Linked DNA regions of Homo sapiens: all the other regions are linked to region 3. A link is a loop called in an ENCODE intact Hi-C map of the cell type or tissue named here. Cell type or tissue: gastrocnemius medialis. All regions are shown on one strand.

What was found. A loop is a pair of places that touch in the nucleus more often than their neighbours do. Peaks named below come from ENCODE experiments on the same cell type or tissue, not always from the same donor. Only the 100,000 strongest peaks of a DNase experiment are listed, where the experiment ranks them.
Region 1: a loop joins it to region 3, with 35 times the contacts of the local background. A loop is called at or near these places in 36 of 110 quality-filtered maps.
Region 2: a loop joins it to region 3, with 2.4 times the contacts of the local background. A loop is called at or near these places in 3 of 110 quality-filtered maps.

The regions. Positions count from the first base shown.
Region 1 is chr9:119,552,219-119,560,218 of GRCh38, reverse strand. No RefSeq gene overlaps it. Among named protein-coding and RNA genes, the nearest start is that of BRINP1, 190 kb to the right of the region's middle. RefSeq lists enhancers at 3,791-3,840, 3,791-4,311. In gastrocnemius medialis, a CTCF peak has its summit at 3,980 (motif pointing left); a DNase peak (open chromatin) is centred at 3,924; H3K4me3 peaks cover 505 bases.
Region 2 is chr9:120,384,320-120,392,319 of GRCh38, reverse strand. It overlaps CDK5RAP2 (CDK5 regulatory subunit associated protein 2), which reads left to right. Exons shown (of 38, transcript NM_018249.6): 37 at 2,533-2,579; 38 at 3,028-3,445. The coding sequence ends at 3,084. Among named protein-coding and RNA genes, the nearest start is that of MIR147A, 140 kb to the right of the region's middle. RefSeq lists an enhancer at 1,715-2,215. In gastrocnemius medialis, no CTCF peak of the experiment used is centred here; no DNase peak of the experiment used is centred here; H3K27ac peaks cover 1,401 bases.
Region 3 is chr9:120,473,377-120,481,376 of GRCh38, reverse strand. CDK5RAP2 (CDK5 regulatory subunit associated protein 2) reads left to right here. Exons shown (of 38, transcript NM_018249.6): 15 at 3,927-4,027. Among named protein-coding and RNA genes, the nearest start is that of CDK5RAP2, 100 kb to the left of the region's middle. In gastrocnemius medialis, a CTCF peak has its summit at 3,759 (motif pointing right); DNase peaks (open chromatin) are centred at 446, 2,894, 3,447, 3,726 and 1 weaker place; H3K27ac peaks cover 4,573 bases.

The DNA.
Region 1 (8,000 bases), 920 kb after region 3:
CCTGCCCCTGGCTTCCTGCTGAGCCACCAGTAATTGCTACCTCAATAAAGATGTTACTGGCTCCAGTTTAGAAAGGATAAGGAGATCTGGGACTCTCAGCCTGTCTGCCTAGTTGAACAGAGGCGTCACTCCTTGTCTTTTTCCGACCCTTGTTTATCTCTTCCTTCCCTTGGCCCTTGCTTCATTTTGTTGTAATTTCAGCCACGGGGGAGGGAAACGAAAGTCAGATGTGGAGATATCATTGGGAACAAATGGCATTTGCTGTTAATGTGGGGGTAAATGGCCTCCACTCTGACTTGTGATATTTTAACTCTCTTAAGGAAGAAAGTGACACTGCAGTTCTCTTGTGCTGCCTGGCCCAAAGGCAGGGGAACATTATTCATCTGGATCATTAACCCTAAAATATGATTTTACCCACAGCAGCATTCCATGGAGGGCAGCTACTGTGGGAAAATTGTGACACCAGGCAGAGCTCAGGCAGGGCTGAGCATCAGAACCTCAGTTTCTTTGTACATCCACTGCTCACAAGCTGTGTGACCCTGGGTTAATTTTCCAGGACCTCAGTTTTCTCATCTGTAAAATGAAGATAGCAGCCTATACCTTGCCTACTTTGAATCGTGATGGTGAGGATATCCTGAGATAGTGTCAAAGCCTTAAGGGGGCTAAAACACCGTATAATTGTTTGTTACAATTACGGATTTTTTGGGTTGGTTGCCAGCACATTGCTAACTCTGCACGTTTTTAAAAACCCTTTCCAGTACCCAGTACACAACATTCTTCCATCTCTAGCTCTCCCTGGATCAAATCCTCTTCTCAGAAAAGTTTCTGGTTATCAACCATTTATGGGTAACATTATTCCTTCTTCCTGTCCCTGGTTTCTCTAGCTCCAAACCATTCTCCACCATGCCAGCAGAATTATCTCTGAAACAGACACACCATCCTACTCACAACCCCCTTTCCCTGTGGCTCCAGCTGCCCATGAGTTTATCTGATGCATTCAAGCAAAATTTAGCCATCTCCTACTATGCCTGCCAGGCACTGTTGTAGGTGATGGAACTGTAGCAGTAAATAAAACAGGGAAGGCCTCTGCCCTCCTGAGGTTTGCATTCAAGAAGAAGACAGAAAAAATAAACAGGTAGATAGACAAAGAAGATGCCTTTAGATAGTGATACACTGGATGAAGATAGTAAAGCAAGGAGAAAGAGAAGAGTGATAGGTAAGTGGGAAGTCTTGTGTGTTTGAACTCTATTCTAATAAGAGAAGCAGCAGACATGTGTAGCCCCGGGATGAGAGGGTTAATGGGAAAAAATCTGCAGTCACAGAAGCTTGGTTACAGGATAGGCCTGGCAGAGCCGAAGGATAGCAAGGAATTGTGATGTGAGCAAAGGGAGAGTGGCAAGAGGCATGGTGAATGGGAAAGCTAGGACCCTGGAGACTATAATAAGATTCTCAACTGTGTCCTACCTGCAAAGGGAAGCTTTTGCCAGATGTGAGGCAGGAAAATGACATGATCAGATTTACCTTTTAAAAAGATCACTCTGGCTGTACTGTGGAGAATGGAATTTTTGTGGCTGAAATTCCAAAACTGTCTCGGAAACCTTCACCAGTTGGGTCCAACTTCCATTTTCAGCTGTATCTCCTATCACAAGCACACACATCCTGCACTCTTGGCATGTTAGACTCAATATTGTTTTCTACATGCCATGTTCCTTCACACTTTTTAATTCAACTATTGCTATCTTCTCTTCTGGTAATGCCCTCCTGCTTCCCCAGATGCTGTCACATCATGCATCTGACGACCCATGCTGCATGCTTGGATGTGGGGCCAGAACTGGGGCATTCTTGAGAGCTTGAAACAGATCAGGAAGATAAGCAAGCAGTAGACATTTAGTGTGCTCCTATTATGTGCCTGGCACTGTGCTGGGCCCCTAGGATACAGGTGGAATGAGGCAGACCCAGTCCCTGCCTTCGTGGAGTTTATAATCCAAAGGGTGGGGACGTGTAAAAAGGAAATATGAAATAAATTAGGGATTCTATGCCTTGAAAGAAAATCAGGAGCTAGAAGTACTCATCTTGGAAGCACAAAATCATAGATTTGTGGTCTCATGGAATCTTAAGCTTATAGAATCAAATCATCCCAGGAGAAAAAAATACTAGGAATTAGAAATGAATATTTATCAAGTCTCTGGAGGATGGGGTGGCTGTATAAGCTTAGAAGTGATAGAAGAAATCACAAAGGAAAATACATAAAGCAAACTGGAAAAATACCCACAGCCAATATGACAAAGGATTACTATCTTTATTATGTAAAGAGCGCATGCAAATCAATTAAATTCACTAAGACCCAGTAGATAAGTGAGCAGAGGGCAAGAACAGACAATTCTCAAAAGAGGAAATACATGCAACTGGTTAACAAACACAAGAAAAAAAAACGTTCACTCTCTCTAATAATCAAAGAAAGGCTTATTAAAACCATGAGATAACATTTTTTGCCTATTGAATTAGCAAAGTTTAAACAAAAACAAGAGGATGTCAATGCTTTTGAGAATGGGATGATATAAAGAATCTCACGCATTGCTGGTAGACATGTCAACTAGGGCGACCGTTCTGGAAAACAATTTGGCAATATGCATGAAGACTCTTAAAATAAGATATAATTTTAGTAATTTAATTTCTGGGATTTTTTTTCTAAAGAAAAAAATCCAAAAATAGAAAAAAGATACATGCATGAAGATTTTTTTTTTTTTTTGTGGAGTATTATTTATAGTAGCTAACGCAGGGTGTGGGGTGGACATGGGGAGGCGCGCAAGAAAAAGCGAACTGAGGGGTACAGTTATCCATTTAAGGAAACATTTCATGGCCATTTAAAAACATGTTTGTGAAATTCTTATGCTCTGTACTAAAGTTAAGTGAAGAAGGAGGACAGAAAAAGAAATTGCATATTCAGTACGATCGTGTTCACAGGGAGACGATCATACACGCGCTGACTTAAAGATTTCCAGGTTGTCAGATAGATAAGAACATCCATAGAGCTGTTGCATGAAATGGTTTGGGGCCAGGGACTTGGACTGGGCCATCTTGCTGGTTCCTCCCCTAAGGTTAGAGATTTGGTGAAGAAATAAGAAGCAGTCCCAGGCTTCCTTGGAGAACTTAATGCTTTAAAGCTGTATAATTTTAAGAAACCTGACGGGCTTGACTCCTCCATTTTACAAATGAGGAAACTGAGAACCAAAATGGTTTGGTAACTTGTTCGAGGTGGCACAGATTTGGGGCAAAGCTGGGACTGGAATTTAGACCTTCTGAATTCAAACCAGTGCAGCCTCCAGTCTCAATGTGCCTATGCCTGAGTGGGTAAACATTTGCATTTATTTGGTGGCGGTGGCGGGGGGACAGGGGGCATTTGTGCTACATCTATACACTTGTGCCTGTGGATGTACACAGCCTGCATGTGTATTCAGCTGACAAGTAACCAACCATCGCGATTTGCTTGAGATTGTCCGGATTTTATCAGTCAGGCTGGGACTGTTGCTCACTCTGAATGTGTGTGTGTTTCACCCTGTTTCGTGAGCACGCGCTTTGGGGACATCCTGTGCATCTCTTGATATGTCTGGGTTTGTTTTTCTGCTCCAAAGAGGCTGCCCTTTGGCTCCAGCCAGTCCGTCTGCTCCACAACATCTCCCTCCGTCCCTGGGCCAGGCTTTTCCTGTTTTGCTGGCTGGAGGAAGAGAAGCTCGCGGGAAGCCCCAGGGTCTGGTTCCCATAGGCCGGTGTTCCTTTGCAGGCAGCCACCACGGCACCATCCAGCCGGCTTTTTGGAAGCAGGTCAACGTCCCTCCCAGCAGATCACCCAGCCTAGCTCAACCCAGAAGTAGATGTGTTTTCTTTCACCACGCGCTCGCCTCTTGCATCTCGCGGCTTAATTGGCACTAATGGGGGTGGAGGCCGCCTTTGGACGGCTTCCCGCAGCTGCCCTCTGCTGGTCGGTAGCCGCATTGGCGGCTGGAGCCTGGGGACCTGGAACTGTGGTTTCCGCCTCAGAGCCTGTGGGCCTGGAGACGCGTGTTGGCCACAGCCGCCCTGAGACTTTGGGAGGGTTATGATAAAAGACCTTATTACCAGTCCAGGCACACCTAACAGCCCCAATGTCTCCCTCCTTGAATAAACAGATACAAAAATGCCCTCATTGTGTCTGCTGGAAAAGCAGGGGTTATTCAATAATTAGCCTGTGTGAGCTGGGTGTGGTGGCAGGTGCCTGTAATCCCAGCTACTCTGAAGGCTGAAGTGGGAAGATCACAGGAGACCAAGAGTTCAAGTCCAGCTTGGGCAACATAGCAAGACCTCGTCTTTAAAAAATAAATAAAATAAAATTAGCCTTTCACTTCTTTGGGCTGCAACTTTATCATCCGTAAAATGGGCAGTGCAATGGCATCTATCCCATTAGGTCCTTAACCAGGAGTGGTGGTGTACACCTGTAATTCCAGAAGTTTGGGAGGCCAAGGCAGGCAGGTCACCTGAGGTCAGGAGTTTGAGACCAGCCTGGCCAGCATGGTGAAACCCTGTCTCTACTAAAAATACAAAGATTAGCTGGGTGTGGTGGTGGGCACCTGTAATCTTAGCTACTTGGGAGGCTGAGGCAGGAGAATTGCTTGAACCTGGGAGGCGGAGGTGGCAGTGAGCCGAGATTGTGCCATTGCACTCCAGCCTGGGCCACAGAGGGAGATGCCATCTCAAAAAAAAAAAAAAAAAAAAGAAAGAAAAGAAAAGAAAAGAAAAAACCAAAACGACAACAACAACAAAAAACATTAACCTGTAGTCCCAGGTGGTGTACCTGTAGTCTTGGGAGGCTGAGGTGGGAGGATTGCTTAAGTCCAGGAGGCCAAGGCTGCAGTGAGCTGTGATCATGTCACTGCACTTCAGCCTGGGTGACAGAGTGAGACCCTCTCTCAGACAAAAAAAGAAAGAAGGAAAGAAAGGAAGAGAGAAAGAGAGAGAGAGAAAGAAAAGAAAAGAAAAGAGAAACACATTAGGTCCTTGCGAGGCTTAGTGCAGAATGTCTGTAAGGAACCTCACCCTCACCTCACCTGCCACACAAGGAATACCAAAAAAAGGTGTCTGTTATTATCAACAATGATGCTGTTCTCATTGCAGTGGGAGCCAGTGATGACACGAGCGGGTCTTTTCTATAGCATCATGGTGGAAGGCCACGTGGAGGAAATGCTTTCCAAGCTGGCTTCTGCTGGATTGCTAGGATTTAACAAATATTTGTGTACTATTGCAATGTGCCAACTATTGTCCAAGAAATTATAGGGGTATAGAAGTGAATAATTTGCTGTTCCCAAGTCAGAATAACTGCACTAAACTTGAAATAATGTAAAGAACTTTTATATTCAACTGAAGCATATTTTTAAAATAATGATAACCGTCTCATGTTTGTCCAGTGTGTTTCAGGTCTGAGTCCTGTTCCAGGCTCCTCAGAGAGATAATGGATGTGAGCACTATAGAAAATAGACAGCTTTCTGCAAAATTAAGGTGATTCATATTGAGGGGTGAAGTTTGTCTATATCCCTCATTGACTAAACAAATCGTTTGTGCCTGTTAGATTGATAAAGACGATCACAGAGCCATAGCACTGTGGGCCTTCAGAGCTAGAAGATACTTTATCTGCTTCTATTTCCATTCATTGCTGTCTGCAGAATACCTGTCAGGTGGGAATCTATGCTCTGTTTGAATGCTTCTGGGGATGGGGCACTCACTTCTACCCTAAGTAGAGGTCTATCTGTCTTTACATAAGCAGATACATTGAGTGTTCTGTTTTCTCTCTTACTGGCTAAATCCAGACAAGTTATGTTAATTTTGCCCCTAAATATCTCTCAGCATCCTCATCAGTACTGCCTCTGTACAAATATCACTTCCATTGCAATTATAGTCATTTTCTAATTAGACTGCTAGCTTAAGCTTGCCCCTCCCTCTTCACCCCAATCCACTCTCTATGTTACTTTGCCACATGCGAATCTGATCTTGAAGTTCCGTTTAAACCCTTTGCCTTTCCCCTGCCTAGAGAAGCTCATCCTCCTTAGCAAGGCCTATGCTGTCTTTAACAGCCCAGCTCCTAGTTGCTTTCTGCAGCAGGGGTTAGCAGACTGTGTCTCATGGACCAAATAAAACCCACAACCTATATGTTCCATGAACAAAAAACATGGTTTTGACATTTTTAAACATAAAGTGCTAAACAAACCATTATACTTTTGGAGAGAATAGTTGCTTAAAAAGTTAAGGACGCTGGCCCTTGGCCCACAAAACCTAAAATATTTACTATCTGACTCTCTATTGAAAAAGTTTGGTGATACCTGGAGAATCAGCTCCTAAGATCCCTACACACTTGACTTTGCAGCAAGCTGGCGCAATTTGCCAAACTCCAAGTATAACATGCTTTTACACAGCCCTGTCATTCCCTCTGACTGACATCCTACCCTGCCTGCCTCTGTGATAAACTCTTACTTTTTAATGATGATGATAATGATGATGACAATGGCTAATGGGTGTTAAATACTAACTGTGTGCCCATCACTGTTTTAAGTACCTTACACGCATTAATTCATTTAATACACACAACAAGCCTATGAGGGAGCACAATTATTATTTCCATTTTACAGAGAAGACTAACATGCCAGAGATAAGGTTACTTGCCCAAAGTTACAGAACTGCGAAGTGGCTGAGATGATTCAAGACTCAGCTGTGCTGTTTCCTGGAAAGCCTTCTCAGAACTCATGGAGTGGGTTTGCTGTTCTCTTTCCTTGGATAATGTAGCACCTGCCTGGATCATAACATAATCCCTAGAAGGTTGCCGCTATCTGTGTCAGTGACCTCCTTCCCACCCAGGTGGTGACCTGCTGGGGCTAGGAGTCTTATATTTTGCATTTCTGACATTCTCCCTGGCACGTATTCTTAGGCCCCAGTGCTATGGGTGCTGAAAACACCATTCAAGTGAATCAATTTGCAGGGCTTCTTGCAGGTGACCCTAGTGGCTATTTTAAGAATACGTTAACAGTGTGAGCCTACAATAGGCGTTGTTGACTGATATGGTTTGGCTCTGTGTCCCCACCCAAATCATGTTGAATTGTAATTCCCAATGTTGGAGGGGGAACCTGGTGGGAGGTGATTGGATCATAGGGGCAGATTTTCCCCTTGCTGTTCTCGTGATAGTGAGTTTCACAAGATCTGATGGTTTAAAAGTGTGTGGCACTTCCTCCTTTGCTCTCTCTCCTGCCACCGTGTGTGGATGTGCCTTCTTTCGCCTTCATCCTTCTGCCATGATTGTAAGTTTCCTGAGGCCTCCCAGTCATGCTTCCTGTATAGTCTGCAAAACTGTGAGTCAATTAAACCTCTTTTATTCATAAATTACCCAGTCTCAGATAGTTCTTTATAGCAGTATAAGAACAGACTAATGCATTGACTCAAGAGCAAAGGATATGTCAGGACCACAGAACTGAAAACTCTTGCTGTAAGACTTGATTGACCTAGGAGTGGTGGAGATGGTATAGGTTTTTCCAGGGTTGGGCTCCCTGAGAAGACTGGAGATTTAAGCCAGGAAAGACCAAAAAACCAGTTTCTATAACAGTAGCAAAAAGAGTGACACCTCCATGCAGGGGTGTTATAAATTTTCTATATGATAAAGAACACTGTAAGATATGAAATGCTATTTAATTGTTATACATACATATATATAAATAATACTGCTAGCTTTAGGAGTGGGGGATAAGTCATAGGAAGGTGTATAGAAAAAATATATTAGAAATTTTTATCCCTGTGGCTTATCATCCTGGGTCTTGAGAATCTCTTCTGTCCTTAAGTCTTAGGATCCCAGGATAAAAGTACAGTAGGTATTTCAGTCCACATTTAAGAACCACAGATGATTAAGGGATGAAGAAGCCTTAATGATCATCCAGTTCAACCCAATGGAGAGAAATCCTTAGGCAAAATATTACCTTAAGCAAGAAGAT
Region 2 (8,000 bases), 89 kb after region 3:
CGATTCCTCATCTCTAACTGGAGACGTGAGTTCCAAAGGACTCAGACTAACTAGTTGGTCCCGGGTTCAATAGCAACTTTATAAAAAGCACCCCAGTTTTCTCATCTGTAAAATAAGGATGATAACGCTACCTAAACTGTATTGTACTTAGCACAGTCTCGGGGGCAGAGGAGATGCTCAACCAGTCCCTCCTCTTTCTTTCCATTAGGCCAGACCAAATCCTATGCATGGAGGTGGCAAATCATTCATAGTAAGAAGAGCCGCAAATGTCTCATAGCACTTCCCCTCCTGAGCTGGTATTGTCCATCTCCATATCTCCTAGGCCTGGCACAGAGCAGGCTCCGCCAGAGCAGGGTGAGGGGCTTGCTCCAGGCAGCATAGCTGGTGGCTGACCCGGGCCTGCAACTCCTCCTTTGCCAGGCTCTGCAGCTCATCCCAAGGAGTCAGGTCCTTGGAAATTCTCCAAGCCCTGCGGACTTCACAGACCTGCTCTGGGTCTAAAGGGACTAGGAGAAAGTTGGCATAGCACCTCCTCTTCCTCCGTCCCCTCATGGTGATGGGGAAGAGCAAAGGCCAGGGCTGATTGCTACCTGGTCAAACTGACACCATACCTTCTCAGAGTCTACAGGGGAAAGTAAGGAAAAGGCATCCCAGTGGGACCCTAAGAGTCCTGATGCCCTGGGGCCACTCACTGGCCATGTGACCTGGAACCAGCTGCCTCAGGTCCTCATTTGCAAAGCGAGGACAGTAGTTCTGCCCCATAGGGTGGGGGAGTATTCAGTGAGGCCACCGTTGGAAACCACCTGTCACCAGGTCAACACTGCTCAGCTCAGGTCGGTACCTTCTTCCCAGCACTCTGCTGAGGTGGGAAGAACCATGGACTGAGTTGGGCAGGCCCACATGTGAGTCCCAGCTCTGTGCTGGGGCCAGTCTAGATTTGGGACGAGTCCTTTGTCGCTGTGTTCCTCGGTCTTCTCCTTGCAGTGGGGATTTCTGTGCTTTGGAACGTGGCAGTGCTGTTGAGGTGTAGGGGTCCCCTCAAAGCTTGAGCCAAGTGATCCTTAGTTCTTCTGCCATGAGCTTTGTTCTCTAGGGACATGGAGTGCTCTTTCACAATCATCTTCAACCTCCACAGCTGTGATACTTAATCTTTTCTGGGTCTCAGGCCCCTTGGTGAATCTGGAGAAAGCTGTGGTCTCTCTGTGGAAAAATGCGGACGTCCAGATACATACCCCCATTTGCACACAGTGTCGGAGGGTTTAGGACTGACCCCCCAAACATATCCAGGGCCCCATGTCAGGAACTTTGCCCTGCAGCAGGAGGTCAGGTTGGGGTAGAGGGGCAGTGGCCACCTCTGAAAGTCGTTTTGCTTGGCTAAAAACAAAGTCCACACCGTCTGTCCCGTCCCCAGTGTCACAGATTGCAAATAAACTCCATTACCTCCAGATGGAAATTTTCGTGAGGCAAGAAATCAATATTTTCTCAAGGCCACCACACGACAGACACCTATTCTGAAGAAGCCACTGGGGAGTCAGGCTATGTGTGTTGGGCGTTGAGTCTGTTACAGCCTCTGGCACTGTTGGCTAAAGGCGCGGCTCCAGAAGCCTTTGGTATTTCCAACGTGGGGAGTAAGCTGATCTTACTCTCACCAAGCCCTGTTGAGAACAGATTCCCTATCAGGCTCAGAACTCTGATCAAGAGGGGCATTCTTGCCACTGCTGGAGTTTGTGTTGGACAAGAAAAAGCCTGAAGGAAGACCCACCTTTACAGTTGCTCCTGAAAGCCAGGGCTCGCCTGCCCCTCCTGGGAATTCTCATGCACGGGGGATCTTTCTAGTACAGTGCTCCGGGCGTCAGTGTCAGCAGGGACCTCTGAAACCATCCCACCCAACCAGCTCTTGTCCAGGCAGAATGTGACTTGCCCAGAGGAATCAGGCTGGGCTATTCCACCAGCTAAAGGGCAGGCAAAGGAGAAGCAGCATGCCCACGGTTTTTTCTTCCAGGCCATTTGGAGCTGGCTCTAAGAGCTGCTGGGTAAAAACCTGGCTTCGTAGAACTTGGACCCTCATATGTGGGTCTGCCTGATCGGGGCACAGTCCCTTCCCACAGCTGCTTCCCAGAGGGCCTAGGAAACTAAAGAGTGCTGGGCAGGCCCAGGCCTCTACCCTCCCTGCGCCATTGCCCTCCCTGGCCCACAGAAGTGAGCCTGAGGGATACCTGGACAGCCAGGTGGCCGTGCACAGCTGTAGGGTGTTCTCTGAACCGGCATAGCATGCTGTAGCCTCTGCATCACTGTCAGGTGGTGGCTTAGCGGGGCCTCAAAGAGGTGTTGTTGATGCGTTATTTGGCCCTGGGGTTTGTGATGGGTCAGGTGGGCCCTTTGTACCTCCCTCTGGTCTGGATGCTTCAGACCTCGTGTTGTCTACATGTCCGAGCCCTTTGGGGTGGGGTTCATCCTCCCTGCACTTGGCTTTCACACAGCTCTCCTGGATATCCATGGCCCTAATCATTGCATTCTTTGCTCTCTCCTCAGTGGTCGTAACCCACAAAATCCTTCGGAAGGCCAGAGGAAACCTGGAGGTATGCCCTTTGAGTCTTTTCACTGCAGGCCAGTGGAAGGTCAGGAGGAGTGCAGGGCCAGAAAGGACCTCTTGAAAAATGAAGGTGCAGGTGGAACCAGGGGACATGTCCTCCTCAGAGAGTTGTTTCTGCCAGCAGTGCATGAAAAGTTGTGTTTTATCATGCCCTGTCGCCAGTAGGGGTTCTAAGTTTTAAATTTGTATGCTATTTTTACCAGTAAGAAATACAGCAAACAATGCTTGACACATAGTAGGCATTTGATGAATATTTCTTGAATGAATGAATACAGTATGATCTCATCGTTGTTTATTAGGTAAATATTTACTGACCAAACTATGTTTTTGAAAGCACTTTGAGAATAACAGTCTCGCTTTCACCTCTGTCGGGGTCTTACTTCAGAAACCTCCTTTGGACTTAAAATTCTCCTTTTTTTTCTTCCTTTTCCTAGCTTAGGCCTGGGGGAGCCCATCCAGGAACATGCAGTCCCAGCAGACCAGGCTCCTGAGAAGAACTTTCAGCCAATAAAGCTTGTGCTTCCCCCACCGAGCTCACGCTGTCTCTTTGTTCCAAGTGTGGTTCCTATTTATTGAGGAAGAAAGAGCTGTCTGGCCAAAGGAAATCTATTTTTTCCCTTCATGTTTTCTCTCTGAAAGTTGGCTTGAGAGTTGTTGTCAGAAAGGTGCAGGTGCTCCACAAACGGGTGGTAAAAAGGCCTCGAGCTCTTGGATGTTGTATTTCAGATCAGGGGCAGGCACCGGAGTTGAGGCTGTGCGCCTTGGTGGGCTTCACGTCTTCCCCTGGATTTGCTTAGTACTCAGCCAGTGCCACAGTTTGAAGATTCTCATTAAATGATTCATTTCATTTCACCTTGACGATTCTGTTGTTTTGTGTGGCGCCTCAAAGCCCAGGTCCCAAAATCCCAAGTGGGACAGGCCAGGGTTCCACGAGTCGCATGGCTCACTGCTGAGCTCGTTCAAGTGTCCAGAGAAGAGCACCTCCGTGCAGCGTGGCCATGGGCACTGGTGTGTGCTCAGCATCTCACAGTCTGCTGGACAGCAGCCCTTGCAGTGGTGCCATTCCCGATTTAGCAAAGAGCAGAGTGAGGCCCAGAGCTGGAATGTGGCATTTGCATTGTTCCCGTGATGACAGGGGTGTGTCATCAGCCATCCACATCGCTGCCTCTGACCAAGATGCCCCCAGCCAAAACACTTTAGCGGCTTCCCACTACCCTCTGATCCAAGCCCGAGCCCCTAACAAGGTTTACAAGCCTTGCTGGCACCTCCAGCTCCTTGCCCATCTCGCCTCCTCCCGCTCCACTCTGTGTTCCAGGCAAACGGAACAGTGTTCTCCCCAGTCTAACCCAGGCTGCGCCCTCTTGGACATGCTCCTCCCACCCTTTCTTTTTCTAGTTAGCTTTGAATGGTCCTTTAGAAATATTTTTTCTGCCCTTGGGGAAGCCTCTCCTGACCCGATACTAGGTGAAATGCCCCACCTCTGCTCCCGCAGCCCCCACACCACTGTGCAAATCCTCTGAGCCCCTGGAGAGCAGAGGCTTGTGTTGACCATGGAATTGCCAGCACCTGACCTGGCGCCCAGCTCCCCAGACACGATGGTGAGGGGAGGAGACGGGATTGCACTTGCTGGAAGCGTAGGGTGCAGCAGCCCCGGCTGGGAGTCCGGGGAGTGGCCTCATGCCACTTTGCCTGTCTCCCCATCCATTAAGAGAGGGGCGGAGGAAGTGGGCAGTACAGACCCTTTCTGCTTCGGTTCCTGCCATCTGTGCTCTTCCTGAGAAATATTTGCACAGGTGTACCTCGGTAGAATACGTACCAGTGTGTGAAAACTCAGATTGAGCCATAATGTCACTGGAGTGCCTTTCGCAAGCAGTCACAACAGTTGACTTCCTAAATGGAAGCTGGGTCGGTGTGGCGCTGTGGAGCAGGAGGCCTGGTTCCCGTCCCGAGTCTTGTGCTTCTGTAAATGAGAGTTACTCTTGTCCAGTACTGTTACAGAGTTCGGAGCCTCAGATTTTGAAAGCAGCTGAACAACAAGGCCCTTTCCACAAATCGGTGACTCTTCTTCACTGTCTCAGTGGCTGGTCTTAAGCAAGTTTTAAAGTACTGTTTTAAGTTCTATGGCTGTGTTGTGCCAAACCCCTATTAACCTCAGTAGGGGAGGCACCAGGTTCAAGGGGCCTGAGAAGAGACCCACAGAGCCAGCAAACAGGATGTGGGCTTTATTAGGGGCTTACATACAGGGGAACAGTCCAGAGGCGGCAGGCTGGACAGGAGAACTGCTTTTCGTACAGAAACAGATGGTTCAGTGGCAGCGGCTGAACAACACAGCCCACGGCCCAGGTGGGGCAGGAAAACCATCACCACTTATAAACAGCATGCAGTTTATATAGCATTTTCACTTAACCTTCCCCCAAGGACCTCTACCTGGGAACCTTTTTTTAACCCAAAACTCAGGGCCTCAGTTCCCTGTACAGCCCATGTCCCATGAGACGGGCTTGGGGGCTCAGATACTCCTCACAAACAAGGAACAAATCTCCGGGTTGGCCACTCCTAGATTCTCTAGCTCAGAACAACATTAAGACGCGTCTGCCATACAGGGTCGTTCTAAGGTTGTGCTTAAGCTATTGCTGTCAGGGTGTTTACCCTCCAGGCAGGTGTGCGCAAATGTAAGCATGTGTGGTTGCGGGGGCAGTGGGGAGGAGGGGAGGAGGTTGTACAGTGTAGTAGATGCAGCTCAGGCAAGGCCTGGAAGTCAGACCTGGGCTCAGATGTCCCCACAGGGGAAGAGTCCTACCTTGCCTGGCACATGGTCAGTGCACAGCCCATGGGAGCTGAACTTGGTCATTGGCAAGGGCTTGAGGTGCAGGGATTGGAGGAGAGATCCACATTGGATTCTGGTACATCCCAGGCCCGTCTGGTTGGTGAACCCAGGCACGCCTGGAGCAGGAGCTGCAGAGGAGGGGCTCCAGGAGCCCAGCTGGCCATTTGCTTCAGGTCACCCACAGCTTTTCAGGAACACAATAATCTAAAACGAAGTGCATTTTTATCCGCCAGTTTAGAGTCACGTAAAATACTTTCAACCTTGGGCTAGTGAAGGCCCTCCCTCTTCTGGGAGGTGGAGGAGCAGCCTGGTTTGTTTGGGCTGGATTAATGCCAAGAACAAACTGCAAATAAGACAATTTGGACCTTGGAAAAAGCTCCATTGTCCCTGGTGAGTTAATTTTACCAGCAGCTGAATTCGGGAGGCTTTGAAGCAGTAATCAGAAAATGCGTCAATTTCCCTTCAGTGAAATTAATCACCACGTGTGCTGGAGGAGCTGCACCTGAGAGAAACAGCTGCAGGGACTAAATATATAGTGAGAGGATTGGGAGACAGGCCCAGGGCCCCCTGCTTGCCCTACCTTGGAAATGGTGCTTTTATCTCACTTCCGAGGCCCACATCCCAACGTCCCTATCGGGGTCCTGGAGAGTAAAATCCTCGCGCCTCAGGCCGGCGCTCACCTGGGATGGCAGTAGCCACACTGTGCATCTCAGTAATCTGCACCACCTCACCCATTTTACAAATGAGAAGACTGAGGGATGTAGCCAGAATTTGAACCTGAGTCTGTTAAAACCTGATGTCCCTTGGATTATCAGTATTCCCCCAAAATGCCATCTCTTCGAGAAACTGCAGCATTTCCCTGTTACAAATCGAAGTATTCTCAGTCTACCCTTTCCAACAAAATGTCTCTGGATGACCAGAGCAGGAGCCCAGAGACCCACAATTGAATTCCTCAACACAGCAGCCCCGAGAACTGCTTGTAAGTGGGTGGTGGAAGGGAGAAAGAGTGATCTTGTTAATAAGTTCTCGGCATTGTGGAAACCGAGAAACCTGCCTGGGGGATCCGGCCCTGCCAAATTGCCTCTTCAATCTTGGCCATATTTTAAGGCTAACTCAAAAATGCAATTATCAAAATCACTCATCCCATCTCCTGAGAAGCCCCGGACTCTGCCTCAGGGGCTAGACCTGTTTACCTCTTGCCACAGATGGGTGCCAGGTAGGATGGGGGTGAGCAGATCCAGAGACCCGGCTCCCCAGGTGGGGCCTTCTAGTGGAACCAAGCCTCGGTTTCCTTATTCACAAAAATTATGAGATGTGGAAAGATATACAGTGGCTAACTGTGAGGCCCAGACATGGCCAAATTGCAGGGGTTCATCTATTCACCTCAGTGAAGGGTCTGCCTTTGGCCAGCAGCACATGCTAGAGACATCCTTGCACCTCCTCCCTCACCCTCCATATCCCATCCATGATCAGGGCCACTCTCTCCACTTGTATCTCCCAAGGCCATCGCTTCATTCATCTCCAGTGCCACCTCAGTCCAAGTGACCATTAACTCTCACCTGGACAGCTTACTGTCCAGTTGGCCTCCCACATCCACCCACCCCTCCAAATGTCTGCCAGACCACAGCTAGAGTGATTCTTTAAAAGGGAAAGCAAATCATACTATCCCCCTTGTTTAAAATATGGGATGCCTCTCACCACACCTAGTGTGGTCAGCAAGCCCTCAGTTCCCTGAGCCCCCCTGTCTGCCTTCTTGGCTCCCTGTGCTCTAGTCTCTTAGGGCTTTTGTCTCTGTCCACAGGACCTTTGCACATGCTGCAGCCTGCCTAGCATGCTCTCACCGTGGCTTCTCCTGCTAGTCAGAGATGGCTTCCCGATCAGGAGCCCCTATTCTGCATGATCAGAGCGTGATGATCCCCCCTCACTGGCACTTGGCCGCTGTGTGACTTTGGGTTCTTCCTCTCCCTGTCATTGACCTGAAGCTCCGTGAGAACACAGACCTCATGTGATTTGCTCACACCAGCCCCGCTGCCTGGGACAGGGCCAGCAAATATATTCACTCAGCAAACATTGCCAAAGCTTCGCCAGCCTCCTTCTGGAGGAACTCAGGTTGGTCGGGAGAACAGACAAGTAATATAGTGAATAGGGAACATTTGCTTAGACCTGGGGTCCTGGGAGCCTGGCTGTCTTTGGAACATCATCATAGGCAGTCATTGTGACAGCCCTGGGTGGGAGGGACTGCTTTTTTCATATGAAGGACTGGGGCACAGAGTGACCCGCCCAAGATCACACAGCTTCAGATGGAGGCCCGTAGGCTACAGAGCCCAGCTCCCTGCCGCTGCGTGTGAGTGCAGTTTAGTTTGGCGAGTGCCCAGGCAGCTGGTCAGGCTGGAGTGCAGCCCACACTGGCAGCGTCTGCTTCCACTTGCGGCCCACTCAGGCAGTTCCTGCCAGTGGTCCAAAGTCCAGCCCTGCTCCTGGTGAGGCCCAGAGGGGCCTCATCCTCGCTGGGAGGCAGGCAGTTGGAGTTGCTTCTGACTCAACCTTTTAGACCTCTTTGTCCTCAGGGTTGCCCAAGTCCCC
Region 3 (8,000 bases):
TTTGTCACTGGCTTTTCTTATTTTATTTGGCTGACCTTTATGTGGCTGACAGTGATGATGTTACCCTTGCCAAGCACCCAGATGCATTATATTTAAGGCATCTATTATGGGGCAGTGATGGGTGGGCTGAAGAGCATGGGCCTTGAAGCCCACACCTGGCCTCACCATCCTGACCTTGACCATGAACAGCCTTGTGTGTCACAGTTTCCTCATCTCTAAAATGGGGAGTGTAGTAACACGTAAGCACATTGGGTCATTGTGAAGATTAAATGAGAAAATGCCTGGAAAGCACTTAGCATGGTGGCTGACACACTGGCCCTGGAGAGCCTCCTTGGTTTTCATGTCCTCTTTAAATCCTCCCCACTCTTCTCTGAGGTCCTCTGGCTGCACACGTGGTTGTGTGCAGGTGGGAGCTGAGAGAATCCCACATGATACTGTTGTTGTGTACAAAAGGCATTTGGGAACTCCTTGTGCCAGTGACATGTGGCATGATTTACAAAAGGGCCTGACATTTCCAGCAGTCTGGATGACTAACTTATCATGACCAGACTGGTGGTTTAGCATTTAAAAGCTTTAATTGGCAGGTGGTGCCTTGGCCTTGTTTTGTCAGGATTGGAAGCACAACAGTATTCTCCTGGATCAGGGCTTCTTCACCTTTCTTGCCCTCTGCATCCTTTTGGCAATCTACTGAAGCCAGAGACCCCTATCTTGAAAAAATGTTTAAATGCATACAATATATGTGTAGGATACTAAAGGAAACCAAATATTTTGAAATTAGGTTATCAAAATATAAAAAAATTATGCTATGGAAATGATGCTTCTTTATTAATATGTTAAATAGTAAGATATGGTGGTGAGTATAAGTAACTGCCGTAGCTATGAAGTAGTGATAAGAATGAATATTTTGAGATATCTGCAACATATACAAAATAACTATTTCTTTTGATGACAAAGTCAAGGTAATACTACTAGTATTACTATGGTTTGTAGCAATAGCAGTATTCCTTCAATTCATAATTGAAGGTAATGCTAAATTTCAGTTAGAGGTTAGTGGAAATAGGGATGTAATTTTTTTCCCTTGCTCATATTCCTACAGCCTGTAAATTTTAATCAAGTTGAAAACCCCTGTCGTAGGTGGTATGTCTTAGCTTTAGGAGAAAACACAAGTCAATATAAACTACAAAGGCTGTTTGCAGCCCCAATTTCTTGACGGACTGAACATCCGCCTCCAGCATTTAGAGAGCATTTAGTTGGTGCTAGGCATCATGCTGGATATTCTGTATGCATTAACTTTATTTTAACATTTTTTCTTATTTTGAAATAGTTTTAAATTTGTAGAAAAATACAAAAATAAAGGATTGTATTTTTTTCTGAGCCTTTTGAGAGAAAGTTGCCAATGTGAAGCCTTGTCCCCTCTGAATGTGCTAGTGTATATTTCTTGTAAACAGGAACATTCTCCTGTATAACCTCAGCCCAGCCACTACAACCAGGAAATTAGCCTGGACTGATTTCCTTCATTGCTACCTTCTAATCCTCAGACTCATTTGAATTTCATCAGTTGTCTCAATAACACCCTTTGTAGTGAAAGGATCCTATTCAGGATCATGCCTTGCATTTAATAGTCTTGATTCTTTAGTCTTTAGTTTGGAACAGTTCTAAAATCTTTCCTTGACTTTCATAACCTTGACACTTTTGAAGTGCCTGGGCCAGTTATACCATAGAATGTCCCTTCAGTTTGGGTTGTTTGTCTGGTGTTTTCTTGCTGATTAGATTCAGTTTATGCATCTTTGGCAGGAATATCACAGTAGCGATGCTATGTTCTTCTCATTGTGTCCTGTCTGATGGTACACAGTTGGATTTGCCCCATTACTGGCCATGCTAACTTTGATAACTTTATCAAGATAGTGTCTGCCAGGTGTCTTGACTGTCTAGTTATGCTTTTTTCCCTTTGTATTTAATAAGTATTTTGGGGGAGGTGTTTTGAGTCTATGTAAACATCTTGACTTTTACCTACTAGTTTTAGCATCCTTTTGTGTTTCTTGGCTGAATTATTTATTACTGTGATGGTTGGCGAAGGGTGATTTTTCTAATTCCATTATTCTTTTTACATTTATTAGTCATCATCATTTTTCTATAAAGAAAAACCTACTCTTTTTCCCTCCTATTCATATCAATATGGATTTATGAATTCCTGTTTTATTTGGTGGGTTATAATCTGTTACTATCAGTTATTATCAGTGGGTTATAAACCATTACTCATTATTTCAATGCTCAAATCATCCCAGATTTGGCTTGTGGGAGCCTTTCCAAACTGGGTCTGTGTGTCCTTTTGACAACATTCCATCATTATTTAAGCATTTCTTTAAAAATTTTTTCAGCTTTGAGTTATAATTGACAAATTAAAATTGCATGTATTTAAGGTACACTAGATATTTGGATATATATATACATTGTGAAATGATCACCATAATCAAATTAATTGGCATATCGATCATCTCACATTGTTACCTTTTTTTGTGTGATGAAAAAACCTAAAATCTACCCTCCTGGCACATTTCAAGTGTAAAATACAGTATTTTTTGTTTGTTTGTTTGTTATTTCAGGGTCTTGCTCTGTTGCCCAGGCTTCAGTGCAGTGGTATGATCCTAGCTCATTGCAGTCTCAAACTTCTGGGCTCAAGGGATCCTCCTGTCTTAGCCTCCCAAATAGCTGGGACTATAGGTGCATGCCACCATATCCAGCGAATGTTTTTATCTTTTACTTTTTTGTAGAGGCGGGGGTCTCACTATGTTGCCCAGGCTGGTCTTGAACTCCGGGCCTCAAGTGATTTTCCCGCCTTGGCCTCCCACAGAGCTGGGATTATAGGTGTGAGCCGCTGTGCCTGGCCAGGGTATTGTTACATATAGTCATCATGCTGTATATTACATCTCTGGAATTTATTCATCTTGCGTAACTAAAACTTTGTTCCCTTTCACCAACATCTCCCATATCCTCATCCCTCCAGCCCCTGGCAACCACTGTTCTATAAGCACTTCCTCATTTTTTGGCACAATAAAATGCTATACACATATCTTTTATTGTTCCTGATTTTCCTTGTCCTAATACGGGAATCAGCCATTTCTCCAGGTATCCCTGGTTCCTTACAGTATGCAATTTATCTTTCATCTGCTCTGTAACTCCATAAGGCAGTGGTAATTGTCCACCAGTTTTACAGGTGAGAATACCAAGGCTCCTAGTAAGTAACTTCCCAGAGTCTCAGAACTGGTAGGTGGCAGAACCAAATTTTGAACATTAAAAAATTTCACATTTGTGAATGTGAATTCATAAAATGACATCCACATTTCATAAATGAGGAGACTGAAGCTCATAGAGTTTTGTTAAGCTACTTACCCAAGATCATACCTCCAGTAAGTGGCAGAGATCCAACTCAGATTTCTTCATCATCACTGTGTTCTGGATGCCTCCCAAGAATACCTCAGTTGACCTCTTCTACTTGACTGTAACTAAATCCCTAGTCCCCAGTACTTGCCAGGTTTTGGTTTGTGAATTTCTCTTCTTTGGAGCAACAGTGAATATGGAAAGATATTTTTTTTGTAGTGTTTTAAAAACGATGAACAGCAGCTCTGAGGGATGACAGACTCATGATGGGCTAATCCCATAGCTGGTGCGTCTTCCTAGCAGCTGTTGGAAGCAGTATTGGAAGCTCAGCTCTCTGCTTTGTTCTGGGATGAGTGATGGGCAGTCATTCCCCACTCCTCCTGAAGGTGGTGCTCTCTGACTGTGGCCTGAGCCAGAGCCAGGCACAGGGCCTCTCTCACCTTCGTTTGATTTTAAAAACTGGGACTAGCTACATATGTTTGCATAATATAAGGATGTACTCTTTCAAAATTCTTTCCTTAATGTCAAATGCCCATTGTCATTTCCAGGAAAAGAAACAATCATCAGACTATGAAGAGCTGATTCAGGTCTTAAAGAAAGAGCAGGACATCTATACCCATCTGGTCAAATCTCTGCAGGAATCAGACAGGTAAGCGTTTCTGTCTGGACATCACACATGTGAATGCGAACACACACACATGCACGCGCATACACGCACACACCCTTTCAATCAGTGCTGATCTCTAAGGCAGCAAAGCCCTGCCAGTTTGCTTATGGAGCTTATAAAGCTTGGGTGGCGACTGCCCTATTTGATAGTCACATATACCTGTTTTCTATCAAGAATTGTCTGATTTTTGGCAACAAAATTGATTACTCAGGTTTTAAAATCATGATTACTCAGGTTTTAAAAATACTTTATTATATATTTAGAAAGTGCTTCTATGTGTATTATCTCATATGATCCTCACAGCCTTTCTGTGAAGTAATAATAATGCTATCCCTGTGTTTTCTATAAGGTCATGAAAACTAAGATAGGGTAAGTGACTTGCTCAAAGTCACACAGATGTCAAGTGACAGAACCCTGGGACTCAAGCAAGTCTCCCTATCTCTGCAGAATTGCTGAAATGAGTTGCTGCCAGCAAGGTGTGGTGGGGAGAGCCAACTCTAGGATAGAGGCCTTGTTCTAGCCCTGACTCTCCCACTTTCTAGCTCTGTGTCCACAGGCAAGTGCTGCTCTGGGCCTCTGTCCATGTGTCTGTACACACAGGGTTGGCCTCAGGGACTTCTCAGAATTGAGAAGTCCTTTTTTTTTTTTTTTTTGAGATGGAGTCTTGCTCTGTTGCCCAGGCTGGAGTGCAGTGGCAGGATCTCGGCTCACTGCAACCTCCGCCTCCCGGGTTCAAGCGATTCTCCTGCCTCAGCCTCCCAAGTAGTTGGGACTACAGGCACATACCACCACGCCCGGCTAATTTTTTGCATTTTTAGTAGAGATGGTGTTTCACCATGTTAGCCAGGATGGTCTTGATCTCCTGACCTCAGGATCCACCCACCTCCGCCTCCCAAAGTGCTGGGATTACAAGTGTTGGTCACCTCTCTCTACACAGTGGGATGGGTACAGCTGAAAGGATATGATGTCTGGGATTCATTTCCAAACAGTGCAGAAGCTGAGGACGTGGGTGGGAATATCAAAAGAACAAGATTGGCCCTGGCTCTCTGATTGTTGGGGCTGGGGTATGTGTAGATGGGGGAGAGGTTCATTACAGTAGTTTTTTTTTTTTCCTTTTGTATATGTCTAAAATTTTCTATAATGAAAAGTTAAAAAAGAATCACCCCTCATTTCTCCCTCTCATATGTCCTCTGCTCTTACCATAGTGAGCTCTTTATCGTTCCCTGGGCTGTGTGTTCCTGCCTGTACCTTCACCTGTGTTTCCTACCCTTCTATTCCCAACCTTTCCCCTACTTTGTCTCCTCCCAGTCCTTTAGAATTTAGCTTGAATGTTACATTTGTCAGGCAGCCCAGCTAATCCCCAAAACAGTTGCCTCTCTGTGTTTCTGCCCTGCGTGGGGAGGTCACCTTCTGTAGCCGTCTGTGCCTGCTCTGCCTCCTCACCTGTGTTGGAGCTCCCTCAGGGCAGGGGTCCCACCTTACTGTCTCTGCTCCCCAGGGCCTGGTACAGAGTAGGCATTTGGGAAATGTTCTGTGCAGGAATGCCCCTCCCTGCCATGTTGATCTTCTAAATTATGAGATAATTTCCAGATTTTTTCATAGGAAATGAGTTTAGGGAAAATGAAAACATGCTGCTGAAATTCTGGGAGTAGGCGTCACTCTCTGAAAGTGAGTTTTTTCAAGAAACCTCAGCTGCTGGTCATTTTCACTTGGCAAGTGGTGTTGGGGGAGGTGGGCGGTGGGAGCGAGCAGTGGGGGGCACTGGGGGTTGAGTCGTGTGGAAACTCACAGAGGGAGTGGACACATTTCATTTCAATTGCGCAGCTTCTCTGGGTAGGAGCCAGGTTGATTCTGGGTACTGAGAGGCCTTGTGGGTGGATATGGTTGCTCCTGAGTCTTCTCAGCTTCATGAGGGGCTCCCAAGTTTCACAGGCTCTTTCTTAATGAATGAAAACTTGGATGGGACTGAGGCGGGTCAGGGCTAACTCGGACTAACAAAGACTAACCGGGACTAACAAGGTTTCTTAAAAGGCTTCCTGTTCATCTTCAGACTTGTAATACATTCAGTGGGAGACAGACCTAGGTCCACATCTCAGCTCTGCCACTCAGCAGCCCTGAGCTCTTGGGTAAGTAATTTCTCACCCTGAGCCTCAGTGTGTTTGTGAAATTGAGATTGGCTGGTCTGCCTACTTACCTACCTACTTAGATGTCTACCTGCTTTACAGGGTTGTGTTGAAACTAGAGAGGACACTGTGTAAAGACCTAATACTTCCTGGCATGTAGTAAGCACTCAGTAAATGGTAAGATTTCTTAAGAATAATGACAGCATGAAAAGCTTACATATGTCTCAATATTTCATCATGCATAAACTTAGTTTACAGGAGGTTTTTGAATCCTCAGACCTTGGCATATCCAGAGGGCAGAATGTGGGCTAAGGAAGGTAGAGCTCTCTTCTGTAACTCCAGCACTGTTCACTCTGGAAATTGACAGGAAAGGTGGATGACCCTGAAGACAGATGATGTACTGTGATTAAAACTGGAAAGGGAAGTCAAGAAGGGAGGAAACTCATTGTGAGCAAGAATGTGGCTGATCCTTTCACTTTTACTATTTATTCTTCACAGCAGCACTTAGAAGTTGGTGGATGATCCCCAAATTACAGAAGTGGAAATGTGCATTCTAAGACACCCGGTGTTCCGCAGTGAAGGATTATCAGTGCTTAGGTCGTCTTGGCTCCCAACCCAGGTTCTTGCTGATACACTCCCCATCTTGAGGACTAGCACAGTTTCCCTGTAACTCAGGATTTCTCAGCCTCAGCAGTATGAGGCTTTGAGGCTGGATAATTTTTTTGTCATGAGGGCATGTCCTGTGCTTTGTAAGATGTTTAACAATCCCCGGCCTCTACCATGGGAGGGTCGGCACACCTGATCCTCCCATGGCAGTTGTAACAACCAAAAATGTCTCCAGACATGGCCAAATGTCCCCTGGCGGGTGGGGGCAAAATCATCTCCAGATGATTATCATTGCTGTAACTCATGAAAATCAGCAATCTTGGCTCATAAATATTGTCTTCTGTATGGGAGTTGTTAGAGTATGTGGAAGGAAGGAAATGATGTTTGTTGAGCATCTCATATGTGTTAGCCCCTGTCCTAACGTCTTTCCCATGTAATATCTCATTTATTCCTCAACACAATCGCAAAGCAAAGGTATTATTATTCCCATTTTGCGTGAGGAAATCAGGACTCAGTTAGTTGAACTGGCTTGCCCAGTAGTGGTGGCGTGCTATTTTGAGCTTCGATCTCTCTAACTCCTTGTTTCTGCTCCTGTCTGCCCTGCCCCAGTTCCAGGAAGAGGAAGGTTTTTGTTTTTTTCTGAGTGAAGCACCTTTTGTTCTCCCAACTCCTCACACCTTGAAAAGATTCTCAAGTTGGGAAAACATAAATGACAGACACAGGAGCAGCAGCTGTGTACTTTTCACCCTGTCAGAAAATGGAAGAGGGAGTGAAGCAGTTAGCTTTCCCCAGCCCTAATCGCAGGAGCTTCTCTAAAACAGTCTCTTTTTTTCTCCCTGGTTAAATGCCTCTGCAGCATGACTGCATCCAAGCGAGTGCTGTGCTGTGACACCTCTGTGAGGTTTTTCATCAGCCTTACAAATTGATCATTATGATTGTCTTAAAATGGAACTAGATACAAGTTGCTAGTAGGGCCCTTTCCCTTGCGTGAAGACTGCTTCACAATGAACTGTCCTCAAAGCAGCAAGCATAGAAGATTAGACATAATGGTTTATTTTCCTTCCAATGTGTGTTGATTTATGTGTGCAGTCCGATGGATGGAGCTGGAAGTCTCTGAAGGAGAAGCGGGGCTTCTTTGAGGAGTCTGGCACACATATTTGGAGTAATTGCCTCTAACCATTCGGGGGCTATTGATCCCTTTTGAAAAATCTGATGAAAGCTTATAG